Linked DNA regions of Homo sapiens: region 1 is linked to region 2. Evidence: chromatin loops called from intact Hi-C (ENCODE). Cell type or tissue: CD4-positive, alpha-beta T cell. All regions are shown on one strand.

Region 1 (8,000 bases), 1.2 Mb before region 2:
TGAGAAAAGTTATAAATTAAAGCAATGAAAACTAAACGAGAAGGAACATAAAGAGACCTCAGATGATTCAAAAGTGAGAAATAGAAAATGGAGAAGAGGGCATTTTTTAAAATCAAAGAGAAATGAAGAAAGAGATGAAAATGATTTGCAAGAAAAATGACAAATTGAAGAAAGTCAAAAATCCGACATCTGCATTATAGGTGTCCCTAAGGAAGAAAAACCACAGCAAGAGAATAAAACGTATACTAAACTTTTCTGAAACATAAAAAGATATGAAACTATATATTGACAGCACACACCTAAAAATATTGGAGTAAATGATTAAAAACAATACATACACCAGACAAATGACAGGTCTTTAAATTTTTTAAAAATATATTATCTAGCCCAAATAAGAACAAGTGATTTATAAAGGAAAGAACGTTAGATTATCATGAGATTTTTCAGCAGCAATGCTTTATGTCAGAAGAAAATAGAGTAACATATATAGGATGCCCAGGCAAAGAATATCTGAGCCAGATTTTTTTCCATCCTGAAAACTGACTTTCAACTTTCAAGGTCAGAGAAACTGCTTTCAAGATCTAAGAATATGAGTAATGTAAGATACAAGTAATCTTGTTTCAATGAACCTGTAATCTACTAAAAAACATGCCTCAGATAACCTAAATGAACTCCAAAAGGGACTCTTAAACCATTTGGCATAAAAATTCACATTCATATGTAACAACTAACTACATAAGGACAACATGAAGAGTGAAATATGTAATAATTATTTGTTCTAATATGGATAGAGTACAGATATACAAATGAGGAGGTGAACGGGAAGAAGATATGCAAACCCTTAAGATATTCAGTAGTTTTCTTGGTTGTGTATTTTCATTCTGAGACTATTGTCTATGAAATGTGAAATAAAACTGAGTCACTGTTGAGACAATCTAATTCTGGCATCCCTGGTGCTCTTGATAATCAAGAGTGCTCTTTGTGGAGAAAAAAGGAGATATAGATATCATATAGAAAAGCTTAGGTAAAAATAAAAATCCTAAAGAAAACGTGGCACGTATACACCATGGAATACTATGCAGCCATATAAAAGAATGAGCTCATGTCCTTTGCAGGGACACGGATGAAGCTGGAAACCATCATTCTCAGCAAACTAACACAGGAACAGAAAACCAAACACAGCATGTTCTCAGTCATAAGTAGGAATTGAACAATGAGAACATATGGGCACAGGGAGGGGAACATCACACACTGGGTGCTATCGGGGTGGGGGGCAAGGGGAGGGATAGCATTAGGAGAAATACCTAATGTAGATGACGGGTTGATGGGTGCAGCCAACCACTGTGGGACATGCATACCTACGTAACAAACCTGCACGTTCTGCTCATGTACCCCAGAACTTAAAGTATAACTAAAAAAAAAAAAAAAAAATCCTGGGTCATGAATTTAAATTGAAAACATCAGAATAAACCCAGGCAAAATATTTGAAACAGTGACCAACTCCATAGCAGTGAGCATCTATGGGCTCTAGATATGTTCTTGAAACACCATTTTTCCAATTTTCCAATAAGTAAACCAGGGCTTCTTGAAGAAAATGGTTGATTTTGAATAGGAAGTGTACAAGCTGACCTTGGAGCATCTTGTCATACTAGGAACAAGGAAGCTTTGTCAAAGACTACGAGGGTCATATAAAAAGAACCTACAGACTGACCAACTTGAAAAACTCCCAATGAGCACAGTAGAGATAATTTGACTAACAGTAAGAAATGGTAATTGACATGGACTGAAATCCATTAAACATTAAATAAGTTTAAATCTTGAGTTCATAATGACATTTTTTAAATAGTAATTGGTTACCTTGAGCGATGATAGAAAATCAACCATGTAAAATTAATAAGTAAAAGTCGATAATCAAGCATTTATCTTGGCTTTTCCATACCAGTTTTGCTACTGGGTAACCAAATAATACAGGAGGGAAAGCACCTCATTATAAAACTATCCCAACTAATAAATGAAAAAGAAATGACAGTTTTGCAAACGGAATGAAGTCAAGGGATCTAAGAAATGAACATCAAGACCCGTAACATCACAAAAAGAAACACACACACTCTGTTCCTTTCGATGGAAGAATCTGACACCACCTATGGCCTTGCCAAAGGGATGAAACCAGAGTCTGTATGATGAAACCTCTGGATCCAGCTGCCGATTTTCAGAAAATAGAAGACAGAAGAACGTGTTGAACTGTACCAAGAGTGTGCTTTCAGCAAAATCCAGACTCTCTCTTGGCTGGGTGCGGTGGCTTACTCCTACAATCCCAGCATATTGGGAGGCCACGGCAGGAGGATCACTTGAGCCCAGGCATTTCAAGACCAGCCTGTGCAACATGAAGAAACCCCATCTCTTAAAAAAAAAAAAATGTTACTTAGCTATATGTGATGGCACACGCCTGTAGTCCCAGCTACTCAGAAGGCTGAGACAGGAGGATCGATTCAGCCCAGGAGGTCAAGACTGCAGTGAGTCATGATAATTCCACTGCATGCACTCCAGCCTGGGTGACAGAACGAAACCCTGTCAAAAAAAGAAAAAAAAAAATCCAGACTCAAAAACTATAGGTCAAATGGCCCAGGTTTCTCTATTTTAAGGGGAAAAAAGGGTAACATGTAGATTAATTAGAAGACATCGCCAAAAAATCAGCAAGATTCATACATTGGAATGTCTTTCAGGTCCAAATTATTCAATCACAAATAACTCTATGGGAATTGAGTTGAAGCTTTTGAATTATGTGTTAAAGTATGTAATTCTGGAAACGTGTTTTAACTTAGAAGTTCAAGACTTAAAATATCTCTATATTGTTGATAATTTAAATTTAATTTACTTGTTTTGAGTTATTAATTCTGTCAAAGAATTGTTATCTGAGGCAGTTGGATGTTTTCAGTTTCCAAACAAAACCGAAGAAAATCTTCTTCAACGAATCTTTGACTTTTTTCAAAGTAAACTCCTTGTAATTCCATCATTCATCCCCTTCCTTTTTATTCCCACATCTCTGATATGTTTACATCCAGAATGAGCAATTACTGGCTCCTTTCATAGCTGTAATTTACAATTTCAGATCTGAAATTACTCATCATGAAATGGATCTCTGTATTCTTTGTTTTGCTAATTATTTCAGGTGATTGTCAGTATCTTCTAGAGCCAGAAGAGGGCACTGCAGAGCAGTGTAGCTCTGAGCTCTTTATGTTTAGCACAGTCTAGGAATGCCCTTTGCCAAAAAAAATTCGCAAAGCTTTACTATAGAAGTAAGAAAAAAGAAGGGAATAACTAGATAATCACTATAGGCCTTCTTTATTTAGTAGAAAAAAGAAAGTATATAACGATCTAAATACATATCTAGGACATCAAATGTAATATCATATATATATGTATAAGTAGATGAAAGAAGACATATATATGTGTGTGTGAGTCCTTTCCTTCTTTTAAGAACATCCCAAAGGCCAGGTGTGGAGGCTCACACCTGTAATCCCAGCACTTTGGGAGGCCAAGGTCGGTGGATCACTTGAGGTCAGGAGTTTGAGGCCAGCCTGGCCAACATGGTGAAACCTCGTCTCTACTAAAAATACAAAAATTAGCCGGTGTGGTAGTGCATGCCTGTAATCCCAGCTACTAGGGAGGCTGAGGCAGGAGTATTGCTTGAACCCAGGGGGCGGAGGTTGCAGTGAGCCGGGATCACACCACTGCCCTCCAACCTGGGCAACAGAGTGAGACTCTTTCTCAAAAAACAAAACAAAACAAAAGAACATCCCAAAGCTAAATCTGATGTTTTTCTATTATAATATTGATTCTCCTGCTACCTCTGGCATTAGTTATAAAAACAGTTCTCAAGTACTCTCCTGTATGAATTAATACTGTATTTTGTCTTAGTTCAAATTCAGGACAAAGGCCATTCAGTAGCCTTTTAGCAATCTTGTGCAGGGCAGAAATCATTTAGGCAATAGTGTACCAGATATTATCCCAAAAGTTTTTCCTAACGTGAAATTGCAGGGGCAGTAGATAAGTGATTGGATTCAGACTCTCATCTTCCACTGAAGGAAAGACAACTAACACATGTCATTGTCCTTTCAAGATGAAATAAGAGTTGTGGAATCTGGAGTCCTCTCTTAAAACTCACTGTCACAGGACCTCTGTGCCTGGGTCTGTCTCAGGACTATGTGTGTTCTTAGGTGTCTAAAGAGCAGATGCTCCACGATGATGGGGCCACCAGCTGAGTCTTCCATCTCCAAAAGCGGCTCCAAGCAGCTTTCCTTAGGAGCTGAGCTGTCAACTCAAGAGAGGTTAAATCCATGTCAAAAGTCAACTTTTGGCCGGGTGTGGTGGCTCATGCCTGTAATCTCAGCACTTTGGGAGGCTGAGGCAGGTGGATCACAAGGTCAGGAGTTCAAGACCAGCCTGGCCAATATGGTGAAACCCCATCTCTACTAAAAATACAAAAATCAGTCGGGCATGGTGGCGGGCACCTGTAGTCCCAGCTACTCGGGTGGCTGAGGCAGGAGAATCGCTTGAACCCAGGAGGTGGAAGTTGCGGTGAGCTGAGATTACGCCACTGCACTCCAGCCTGGATGGCAGAGCAAGACTATCTTAAAAAAAAAAAAAAAATTATGCCAAAAGTCAACTCTTTCAGGAGGGGAGAAGTAGGAAAGTTTCAAGATTTATCATTGGAAATAGCATGTATGTGCTACCAAGAAAATGGAAGTTCCAAATAGTTGGTATCCACTCTTGTCTCCTTGTCCATACATTAATTTTTCTCCTAAGAGTTCTAGTGAATAATGAAACCAATTCCGGTTTTTCATTTTTGAGCAGAAAAATGAACAAACCACCTTTCCTCATGAGGGGGAAATCACCAGTATGTTCAGTGATGCTGATCTTTACTACATATCTGCTGTAAAATATGAAAAGTGGATTGCTAGTTTTGATGTTATCTAGGTTATCATTTGTGACTAAAAAGACCTGTTTGTTACTCTGGTTCTTCTCCACTATGGCTTTATGGACACACTGACTGACATTATAGCATTTGTTCATAGCTTTGTTTGTAGAATGGGGTGCTGTGAGTTTGTACCTCAACATACCTAACCCTTGTTGAAAAGAAACTAACTAGGTGATCTATTTTTACTGAATACAGAGTTTTCTGTCTTCTGAGGGTTTTCTTTCCCCCCTCAACTTTGTTTGACACACAGTATGCCCTGTAGGGCTTCTTGCCTGGTTTCAAGATCTGGCTAGCACAGCACTTATACAGGTAGTTTGTACCAAATTAACTTGCCCTGTGCACACATGTCCACTTCAGTCCTTCACCCAGTACCGCCTTTGCCTCTAGGAATCTTAGCCTTCCTTCAAGGCCCAGTATAACCTCCACTTTTTCATTGAAGCCTTTGCCGACTAGTCCAGACTTGCTGTTCCACCGCAGAGAGCTCCAGCCCCTCTGATCTTGTGTTTTCTCCTTTACGTATCATCTAGCACTGTGCCATCTACTGCACTGTACTTGTCACTGATGATCTCATGTGTCCTACCCTTGTCTTCCTATCTAGGCTATTCACTTCTAGAAACCAAGAACTCCAAATTCTATTTACCCTAAATCTCCTATGGTCACTAATATCATGCTAAGTGCTCAGTAAATCTAATCTATTGATCAAAATGAACAGGTCTCAATTACTATCTTCAGTCTGACTACTGGAGTTACACTTTCCTGTTATTTATTATTTATTCTAGTTATTTATTATTGTGAATCTAGTTATTTATTTATTATTATGAGAACATAGTGGCCCATTTGCCTGTTTTCTCTTTGCCCTTCTTCTGCCTGCTTTAACTCCTTGTACACCTTCCACCAATCTAAAATCTGCAACTAGCAAGCCACACAGAACTGAGCTTGGGGAGTATATCTTTGAATTTACAGTCAGCATCCAGGATGGTTTTCTCCTTAGTTCTCTTCTCTGGAGTAATTTTATCATCGCCAACTAGGAAGAGATCTTGAATGCCCATTTCATTCATTCCCCACACCTGCAAGCAAAACAACTCCTAAACTCATTGTTCAGATTAGTGTTAGGTTACAGGCCAAGAACCTGCAGCAGACATAATGTGGATTAGAGAACATTGCGCTAATCAAAGACAAATAAGGAGTCCAGTATGAGGGTCAACGTTAAAGTCTTTGGAAACTGAAAATTTTATTCAGACGAAGGCCATTATCAGAGTGAGGCACAGCCAATGCACCATCCGTGGCTGGGACGTGGGGCCCCACAAGTTTGTTCATGGTGCTGCCCAAATAAAAGTAAAAATAGACAAGAATTGTCAATTGTACGATGATGCTTTAGCGAAACATATTCATGTTTCATGTTTTAACAATGTCATCTATTGAATGATTTGACAGTATATTATTTCTTAACATTCCAAAACTAAAAGTCATACTCTTATCATTTTCAGCTTCGCAAGTCTGTTTTCAGCATCAGGGCAAGGAACCTTCTGGAAAAGGAGACCGCAGTCACTAAAATCTTAAGGTAACACCAATTAATGTTGACACATATTTAAACACAAGTGGGATTATATTAATCGAAAAATAGCTTTTTGAAAAATGAATTAATGTTCTGGGCATCAGCATATACTTTCTGCCAGAAAGTAGCTTTGAGTATCTATGTACTTATAAACAATGTAAAAGACATATTGATGTCATTTCTAAAAAAAAATTTTAGTAGCTCAGTAGGCCTTTCTTTCAAGTATTTAAACATAAATGATAAGTATAAACATTGACCAAAAGGTGAAAATAACTTACTGTTATTTTTAACAGTTTTATATCTTTTGTGATATGTAAAGGAGAAATTGCAATCTAAAGGATAAATGGTAAAAGGGTAAACTTTTTCATTATAGTTCATTACACTATTAAGAGCACATTTATTAAAAATCCGGAAATAATAAAAAGTATACCAATCTTAGAATGCCTATGAAAACATATGCTTTTAATGCTACTTTCTAGAAGATGCGCTGAAATGAAGTATCAAGGAGGAAAACTAAGCAACCGACTTGAGTGTTTTATAAGACTATATGTTATATTATGGAGTAACATGATGAGTATAAAAACACATAGGCATTTAGAATATCATTTATTGGTACATATATTACATAGACATATGTAGATGACACAACTCAAGATTGGGAGCTGGAGGTAGGATCGCTCGCAAGGCGAGTGGACAGATTCATGCCAGGAAGCCCCCTGCAAACCTGCGGTGAGTGATAAGGAGTTCTAGCTCCCTTCTACTAGATTTATTACTAGGAATAGACATTAATGCATTCTCTCCAGAATGCATATTACTATAACTTGGAAGACTGTGTGAGAAAATAAAGCTTAGTATATATGATCTTTAAAACTATTCTTACTTTATAATACTACCTAAAATTTGTGTGCAAAAAAAATTTCCTAACTCATCAAGACAGTATTTCTCTCAATATTGGCTGACGTTCATGCATAGAGTTAAGTATGTGTTGGAGTAGCTGTCATAGGATGAAAATAAGCATTTCTAGGGCTTGTATATTATCACCACAAAATGTGATGAGATAAACAGACAAGGTCTCATTGAAATAGACAACCTGCGCCCCAACTTAGGCTTACTCCCGACTGGCTGGTAACTCCATCCTGGTATTACCATCAGATCATGCAGTGAGGCTGGCCTTGAACCACACATGTTACATCAGGATCATGATTCCAGCTGCACCTACATCAGACAGGTTCATGGTAGGGTCCTACAGCAAGGCTGATCCACTCACTAAAAAGAGAAATTCACCCTCAAGCCAGAAACTACCTACAAGGACATCATAATTCTCAGTCTGCATCGAGTATCTGCCTGCCAAGTCAGGAACTACAGGGACCTTACTCACCTGTCCAGAGCCACTGCCTTGCAGTGTGAATGGGCCCTCTGTGTGAATGGGTTCCCAGAGACTTTCCAAGGCAGATGCAGAAACAGATA
Region 2 (8,000 bases):
TGGGGTCTTGCTTTGCTGCTCAGACTGTAATTTAAATTTTTAAACAAAAGTAAGTAAGGAAATCAGATTCATTTTGCAGATAATGCTACTTAAAAACATCTTCTTCCTAAATTCAGATTTCATGGAAGTCCACAAATTAAACTTGCTTCATACGGGACGCGAACCTCACGGAGTATTTTGGGCAGATCTTACGAATTTAGAAAAGTTGTGTTTGCTTCACATTTTTATATTCCTAAGTGAGTTTTAAGCCAGTTATCCAAAACAAATTTATTTTTCACCTTTAAGAGTCAAGATGTCAAAGTTTTTAATTTCCAGGTGGAAATCATGGAAATCGAAAGGATCAAAAAGAAATGTTTACGGATAGAGAGAGATAAGAAATAGAGATACTGACTTTTTGCTATTTGCTAAGGATGACAATTCCCTGTGTGCATGTGTGTGTGCGTGTGCGAGTGTGTGAGTGTATGTGTGTGTCAGTGTGCGTGCGTGTGTGTGTGCCAGTGTGTTTGCAATGAGCCTCTGCTGGGATGGGGGAGGAGTAGCCAGTGCTGGGGGAGCACCTTCAAGGAACTTTAAAGACAGATGGTGGCAGACTGCGGCCATGGGGCCAGCAGGCTCCTGATTTCATGGCAATGTCTGCCTAGCAACCCTCCTTATTGAAGACCATGTCTCCAGAACTAGCCAGGTTTTAAAATGTAGTTCAACTTTGGAGATGGTTTTTATTTTCTTGTTATGAAATCGAGGCTCCTGCACTAAGAACTCAAATGACTGCATGCCTATGTCTGCTCATGAAGACGGTCTGTGGCAAAGTGATGCTATGGTTGAAACCCGTCCATTGATAGGTCACAGGAAATAGAAAGATCCAAGTTCAGTATTTGGATTAGAAATACAAGTCAAAGACGGAACACTGCCATCAGAAATGTGCGATCCTAAAAGATATTTATTTGAAAGTTTTGAAAAAAGTAAAGCTCATGCCCTGGGGCTTCTGGGAGTATGTACAAAATACAATAATTAAATTAAGTCCAGCAGTTAAAGTTCCTCATAAAAAGAAAAAGCTGGAGTGCTTCCCAATGGGGAATGCTTCACTTAAAAGGAAGGTTTTACTCTGTGGCCTGAAGGTCAACAAACTGGGACTCTGTGGGAATGGATAACATTTCTTAAAGGGGTTCTTAGGTCTTCGTTTTGTTGAAAGAAAATAAAAGTAAAAAGGGACAAGTTTTGAAAATTCAAAAAATGAAGGTGCAGTCCTAAAATCATCACAATTTTTATAAACGCTACACTGGAGGCTATGAAAACATGTTCTCTTTTCTGAGCACTAATCTAACACATATGCCCTTTGAGAAGGAAGAGAAAAAAGGCCAGTGGCGCCCTCTGAACAAACCAGTTTAAAATATGCTGATTTTCATAGGCAGTGTGCATGCAAATTCATAGCCCATTCATTGGCTATTTATTTTGAAAACATTTACCTTAAGTATTCTCATATATTTGACAATTTAAAATTCCTTATATGACACAAAGACTGATCATATTTTAAAAACGCTTTTATGAGGCAAAATTATGAAAATTATCATCTTGGGTCACATTCTTATAACCTAAAATGGAATGTTTCTCATAATTTGAAAATATCTGTTTTTATACTAATCATTTGTTGTTACCTTTCTGGTAATATCTCCCCCAAAAGGAATAAGGTTAAGAATAGGATAGAAATTACATTTTATGAGTTTATACTGTTATAAAAGGTACACTTTATGAGTTTGTATGTACATGTAAACTTGATGTGAAGTTAAACTTTCTCATTTCTAAGCATCACTCTAGGCTCTCAAATGAGTTTCAATCACCAATTTGCAGATCATCATCTTCCTTATGACTTACATAAAAGCTGAATGTTGGCTTTGCATTAAGACAGCATGATCAAAGGCAGGATATTGGGAATAGCAGCTTTGACTTTGGGAGGCCAAGGTGGGTGGATCACTTGAGGTCAGGAATTCGAGACCAGCCTGGCCAACATGATGAAACCCCGTCTCTACTAAAAATACAAAAATTAGCCAGGCATGGTGGCGTGTGCTTGTAATCCGAGGTACTGTGGAGGCTGAGGCAGGAGAATCACTTAAACCCGGGAGGTGGAGGTTGCAGTGAGCTGAAATTGCGCCACTGGACTCCAGCCTGGGTGACAGAGCAAGACTCCATCTCAAACAAACAAACAAACAAACAAAAAAAAAAAACAAAAAAATCCAAAAAACCAAAAACAAAGAAATAGCAACTTTGGCAGCAAAATTTAATTTACTAACTAATTAAGCAGCCTCACTGACATTTCTACTTTGATTCCCAAAGTACAGTATTATCTGTCTGTGCACTCGGGGTCTCTCTCGGGGTCTCTCTGGTAAAATGGACACCGTAAATGTCCTGTGCCAAGCCCACAGTCGAGGAAGGATTGCGGAATGTCCTGCAAGCAGCTCATGGCCTAAGACATTCGATTTACCTCCAAAACACACACAGAATTAGAAAAACATAGTTTGCCCGTGTTGTTGTTTTCTTTCCTACATTTGTTATTTTTGCTTTTGGAATTGTAAGGGGAGGAAGGAAGAGAAGGTAAAATTACAAGGCAGAAGGAAGAATCTAGCAGGACTAGATGGAAGGAGAGATGATGCAAAGAACGGTGCCCATGGGGGATGGAGCTTGGGAGTGAGGCCCGCGGCCAAGAGGTGGTGTCGAGGGAGCCAGCTCAGCATGGCGCTGCAGCCTCTGTCCTTGGCGCTGGCATCCACATCATGCCTGCCCCGGGCCTTCTTCCCTCAGACAACCCAAGACATTTTCCAGCCATTCAGACCAGCCCCCAGCAGAAAATCCTGCAAAATGTGCAGGGGCATGTTGAGTCTGGGAGGCAGGTGCTCAGGGACCTACAGGGGCCGGGGGACATCAAGGTGTATTGCGAGGTGGCACTGGCCTGGTGGCAGAGCTTCCTGGCTGTGTTTTTGATGACTGGTTGTTTGAATTGTGATGAATTCGAGTATCTTTGCTGGGGTCAGGCACTGTCTCTGAGGGAGGCAGTTGCTGAAAAGGAGGCTTTGTTATTTTTCTCATTGTTTCAAAACACACATTTGGAGCTTGCTCACCCTGCAGCACTGATGAACTGGGGAACCTGATGTGGAAGCACGAATCTGAGGAGCTCGAGGGAGGAGGAAGCTGTGTGGTTTAGTGGAGAGAATTTGGAGAGTTTAGTGGTAGTCTTGGTTTTGCCAGCAGTGTGACCTTGAGCAAGTCCCCTAGCAGGTCCAATAGTTGCACAACTCCAGAAGGTGCCCCTAGCATTGCATTTTTTCTATGTGGATGGTGCCCCCTTCAGCCAGGAGTTGGTACTGCATAATCCTCCAGCCCTTAAGGGTCTGCAAGATCAGGGGACGGGACAAAATGATCAGATAAGAGTTTACAGTCAGAACATCTCCAGCACCGAGAGAAACTTCCATAGGCCAGCAGTGGAGCTAGGAGACTGTTAATAACAACGACAACAACAAAAGAGCAATGCAGCTCCCCAAAATGCACGTGGCTGTGGGAGTGTGCCGCCCTTTCTGGTATGTCCCAGAATTTGAACACGTTTTCCTGTGAGAGCATATACTTCATCTAGTAATGAAAGTAAATATGAAGGCCAGGCCAGGTGGCTCATGTGTGTAATCCCAGCACTTTGGGAGGCCGAGGCGGGTGGATCACCTGAGGTTAGGAGCTCGAGTCCAGCCTGGCCAACATGGTGAAACCCCATCTCTACTAAAAATACAAAAATTAGCAGGTTGTTGTGGTGTGCCCCTGTAATCCCAGCTACTTAGGAGGCTGAGGCAGGAGAATTGCTTGAACCCAGGAGGCAGAGGTTGCAGTGAGCCAATATCTCACCACTACACTCCAGCATGGGTGAAGGAGTGAGACCCTGTCTCAAAAAAAATAAATAAATAAAAATAAAAATAAAGGAGAAAATGGGGTTCGCTGCGTAGAAATGCATATTCCAACCAGCTCTGCGCAGTGGGATTCCCAAACTCTACTGTGCGCAGGTTTGGCCCCTGGGTGGAAGTCACTTGATCTTTACTGAATGCCTACTACGTGCCAAGCATGATGCTAGGTGCTTTAAAAATACTGTATTTATTTATTAGTTTTTCCTCTTTATTTTACATTCATTCTTTTAAAAAAATTATTTTAAAAAATTATGGTAAAATATAAGAAACAAGATTTACAATTTTAAGCACTGTGGCATTAAGTACATTCGTATCGTTGTGCCACCATAGCCCTCCTCTTCTCCAGAACTTTTTTCATCTTGCAAAAATGAAACTCAGTACCCATTAAACAGTAACTCCCCATTGCCCCACCCCCAACCCTGACAACCACCATATGCCAGGTGCTTTTGAATACAGTAGTTCATTTAATCCTCTGCCACAGGTTAGGAGCTCTAGAAGCAGATGCTCAGACAGAGTCTACGGTGCAAGATGCCAGGGAACAACATCCAGGAAAGGAAGGAGAATTCAGGATTAGTGTGAAGGAGAAGTTGAATGGCCAAGCAGACCCAACAAAGTCTTGGCTAACCCCACTGGAAACTCTGGCATGTGTGTCCCACCTCTGGCCAAAATGGTGGGGGGCCCTGGAAGGGTCTTGGGCAAGGCAGCGGGGTGGGGAGCTGTCTGCTGACTGCATCTCCCCAGCCCGGCAAGTGGGGATCCTGGAAGTGGCGCATCTCTCTGACTACCACATCCTCATAGGAACTCTTGGAGTTAGGTGTTTTTATTTGGGTAGCTGAAGAGACTGATGTTCAGAGAGAATAAATGGCTTCTTCTTCTGTCTGCACGTAACCTAACCCATTAGTGGTAGAGCCAGCATCAGAACCTAAGTGGAGGAGGGAGACTCAGGTCCTGATTTTAATGAATACATTTTCCACAAGCTCATGCTGGGGATGAGAGGCGAGAGCAGGAGAGGGATCAGAGATGTGTGACAATGTTCAATATTCAAGGCATCCACACTATTTTTTGGGGACACACACATCTAAACAACCACTATAATGAAAGTCCAATCCGTGCAACAGAAGGACTAAGGGAAGAGCAGCAAGTTGTCTCTAGGGGAGCTGGGAGGATCTCTCAGGAGTGGCTTTCAAGCTGTGTCTTAAAGAATGCTTTGGCGTTTGTTGGGTGTCATAGAGAGGGAGGGTTACAGCTTGTGCAAAGGCTTCGGAAAAGATCAGTGTGGACAGTGGCCAGGGCCTCTTGAGAGAGCCATGCTGTCACTGATGTGGGTACACAGGGGCGGGGGCAGGCAGTAGCTGGAGCTCCCTTCTGCCAGCCTGGGAGAAGCTCCCGAGAGCCACCGCACGAATTCCAGGCCCTGGAAATTAGATGGGGAAAAATGGATGTGCCCTTGTCCTCATTTGGGGGTTTGGGTTATTAGCCAGCACAGTTCTCCCAGAAAATCGAAGCCAGAAGTTCATGTTGGTTTTTACGTTCTTCCTTTCACAGAACTCAAAAGACCATCCCCCTGCCCCTTTTTAACATTAAGCCAGATGCCTAGAGTATGGAGTCTTTGGAAGAAACTCTCTACCACAAAGCTCTCTAAAATGGAATGTTCATTTTTCTCTTGATTCTATTAGTGTGTCTGATTATGAAGGAAATTTGATTCTGTGTTTAAAAACAAAACAGAACCCAGCCAAACCAGCTATTTGGCGTTATGTAAACCAAAGAAATCCAGTTTCTTGTCACTGAATCTCTCCCCTTTAGCCAGCTATTTTATCATCATCACATAGCCAGTGTTCGGCCTCTCTTGTTTTTTGTAAGATGGAGTTTTCAGCGTATCAACTCCTTTATTTATGTAATGAAAGGAATCTCTAAAGTTCCTTCCAGGCCTGGGGCTCCAATCCCCAGGGAACCTGCCCAGTTTTCTTTCTTTCTTTCTTTCTTTTTTTTGAGACGGCATTTCGCCCTTGTTGCCCAGGCTGGAGTGCAGTGGCAGGATCTTGGGCAACCTCTGCCTCCCGGGTCAAGCGATTCTCCTGCCTCAGCCTTTCGGGTAGCTGGGATTACAAGCATGCGCCACCACACCCAGCTAATTTTTTGTATTTTTAGTAGAGACGGGGTTTCACCATGTTGGCCAGGCTGGTCTTGAACTCCTGACCTTAAGTGATCTGCCCACCTCAGCCTCCCAAAGTGCTGGGATTACAGGCGTAAGTCACTGCACCCGACCCAGTTTTCTATATGTTTACATGTTGCATGCAACGGTGAAAGAGAGAAAGTTTCACCGACAGAGGAGTCTCACACAGTTTTGGGATTCCTCCTCAGTCAATGGTAGGCACAGGTGAGTTGAGAGGCTGTCTTACACCCATCCTGGTGACAGCCAGCTTTGTCCTGTGACTTAGGTGCGGGTAGCTTGACTCTGGAAGTCTGGCCCCCTTCTATACCTTCCAGAATGGGTTTGTTCTCGAACAAGAGCTTGTATGGGAGAAAAGCACCTTAACTTGGCCAAATTCAGCCCTAATCTTGAGGACAGGTTTCCAGTTCCCTGCGTATGAGCAAAGGGGGAATGGGGCCAGGATGGAGTGTGTCTCTCTGCACGTTTGAAAGGCTGTGTACAAACAGAAGGCCTGGCCTCACTCCTCAGACCTCAGGCAGGCCTCTGACGGGTTGAGGACTGCAGCCTGGCATAGCTCCTGCCCACCAAAACCGGAGGGGAGAGGGAGATGAAAGATGGAAAAAGTGGCTGGTTTCAAAGCATATGGCCTGTAGTTTTTCAAACGTTTTTAATTCCTAATTCGCACCTCTCTTGTTATCATCACACACTGTAGTAGCCAATGGCACTTCTTTTTGCTTTGACACTTGACATTATTTTAGGCCTCTGCTCCTCCTTTGGCTTCCACAAGGGCATTCTAATTTCAAAAGAAAAGTTCATCTGGAATAAGTCCTGTGACTGGCCCCTCTGGCACCCAGTCGGGTTCAACAGGTGTCTGTTGAATGACTAAATGAATGAATGAAGCAAATCCCTTCAAAAAGTTCGGCGACATCTTTACTCTCAGCAAAATTTCCCCATTTCCTTCTTAAACTTGGGATTACCACTTAGAGTGGCCTCCAGGGATTCCCAAGGGAAATCGGCAAAGTTGATTTAACAGTTTTGCCAAAACTCATAACCAAAAAGCTACCATAAAGGGAATGTTCATTTTCCTCTTGATTCGAATACTGTGATTGAACAAAGTGGGCGATTCGACTGGAGGACTGAAAAGCAGGGGACCGGGATCGTCCCTGCGTCCCTCGGGCTCGCGGCCAGGCGGTGTGAGGCCGGGGCTTCGGTCAAGGAGACCACGACCAGGGAGCTGCACCGGGAGCCTGCGGGGCCCCTCGGGGCTAGTCGTTCCGCGTGGCTCGGGTGCGGATTCGGGGCTGCAGGGACCCCAGGGCCGGCGGGACCCCAGGGCGGGCGCAAGGGCCCTGCGCAGGTGTCCGGCCTGCGCGCAGGGTGCGCGGGGGTACTGGGGCCTGGGAGACCCGAGAGAGACGTTATTGTTACAGTGTAACGAGTCTGATTAACATGCTCCTGACACTTTCTCTTAGTTTCTCGGGCTCCTAGCAACAGCGCACAAAGGCGCGGGATTGTCCCGGGCTCCGCGGGGACACGGGGCCGCCTTTGATCTGCCACCATTACAGCCGGGCTGCGCGACAGGCGCGCGGGCTCCGGGCGGCCCGCGGCGGGCGGGCGAGCAGGGCCCACAGTCCAGGCCTCCTGGGCCGCCACACTCCTCCTGGCCCGGCCTCGGCCCCGGCTCCGCGCGCACCGGGGGCGCGGGCGACGAGGCCTCGGGGCTCCGCAGGGCTCGGCGTCTGCGGCCACCGCGTGTACCCCGCGCTCCTCCTGCCCGCGGGGCCGCCCACCCCGGCTCGCGGTGCCCTTCCGTCGGAAGAAGCAAAAGTCAAACCCAGCCGGTCACTTACAGTGGAAAAAAATAAAAATCATTTAAAAGGAAGGGCATGAATGACAAAGAAGTCCCCAAATGA

The links. Hi-C counts contacts between places; a loop is a spot of excess contacts. Peaks named below come from ENCODE experiments on the same cell type or tissue, not always from the same donor. Only the 100,000 strongest peaks of a DNase experiment are listed, where the experiment ranks them.
Region 1: a loop joins it to region 2, with 8 times the contacts of the local background. A loop is called at or near these places in 4 of 110 quality-filtered maps.

Annotation. Positions count from the first base shown.
Region 1 is chr13:101,123,147-101,131,146 of GRCh38, reverse strand. It overlaps NALCN (sodium leak channel, non-selective), which reads left to right. Exons shown (of 44, transcript NM_052867.4): 18 at 6,466-6,539. Among named protein-coding and RNA genes, the nearest start is that of LINC00411, 180 kb to the right of the region's middle. In CD4-positive, alpha-beta T cell, a CTCF peak has its summit at 3,205 (motif pointing right); a DNase peak (open chromatin) is centred at 3,206.
Region 2 is chr13:99,895,865-99,903,864 of GRCh38, reverse strand. All of the region lies in intron 1 of CLYBL-AS3 (CLYBL antisense RNA 3), which reads left to right. It also overlaps a transcript of CLYBL not described here. Among named protein-coding and RNA genes, the nearest start is that of CLYBL-AS3, 57 kb to the left of the region's middle. RefSeq lists enhancers at 2,727-3,303, 7,927-8,000. In CD4-positive, alpha-beta T cell, CTCF peaks have their summits at 3,120 and 3,320 (motif pointing left); a DNase peak (open chromatin) is centred at 3,324; H3K4me3 peaks cover 174 bases; H3K27me3 peaks cover 2,766 bases.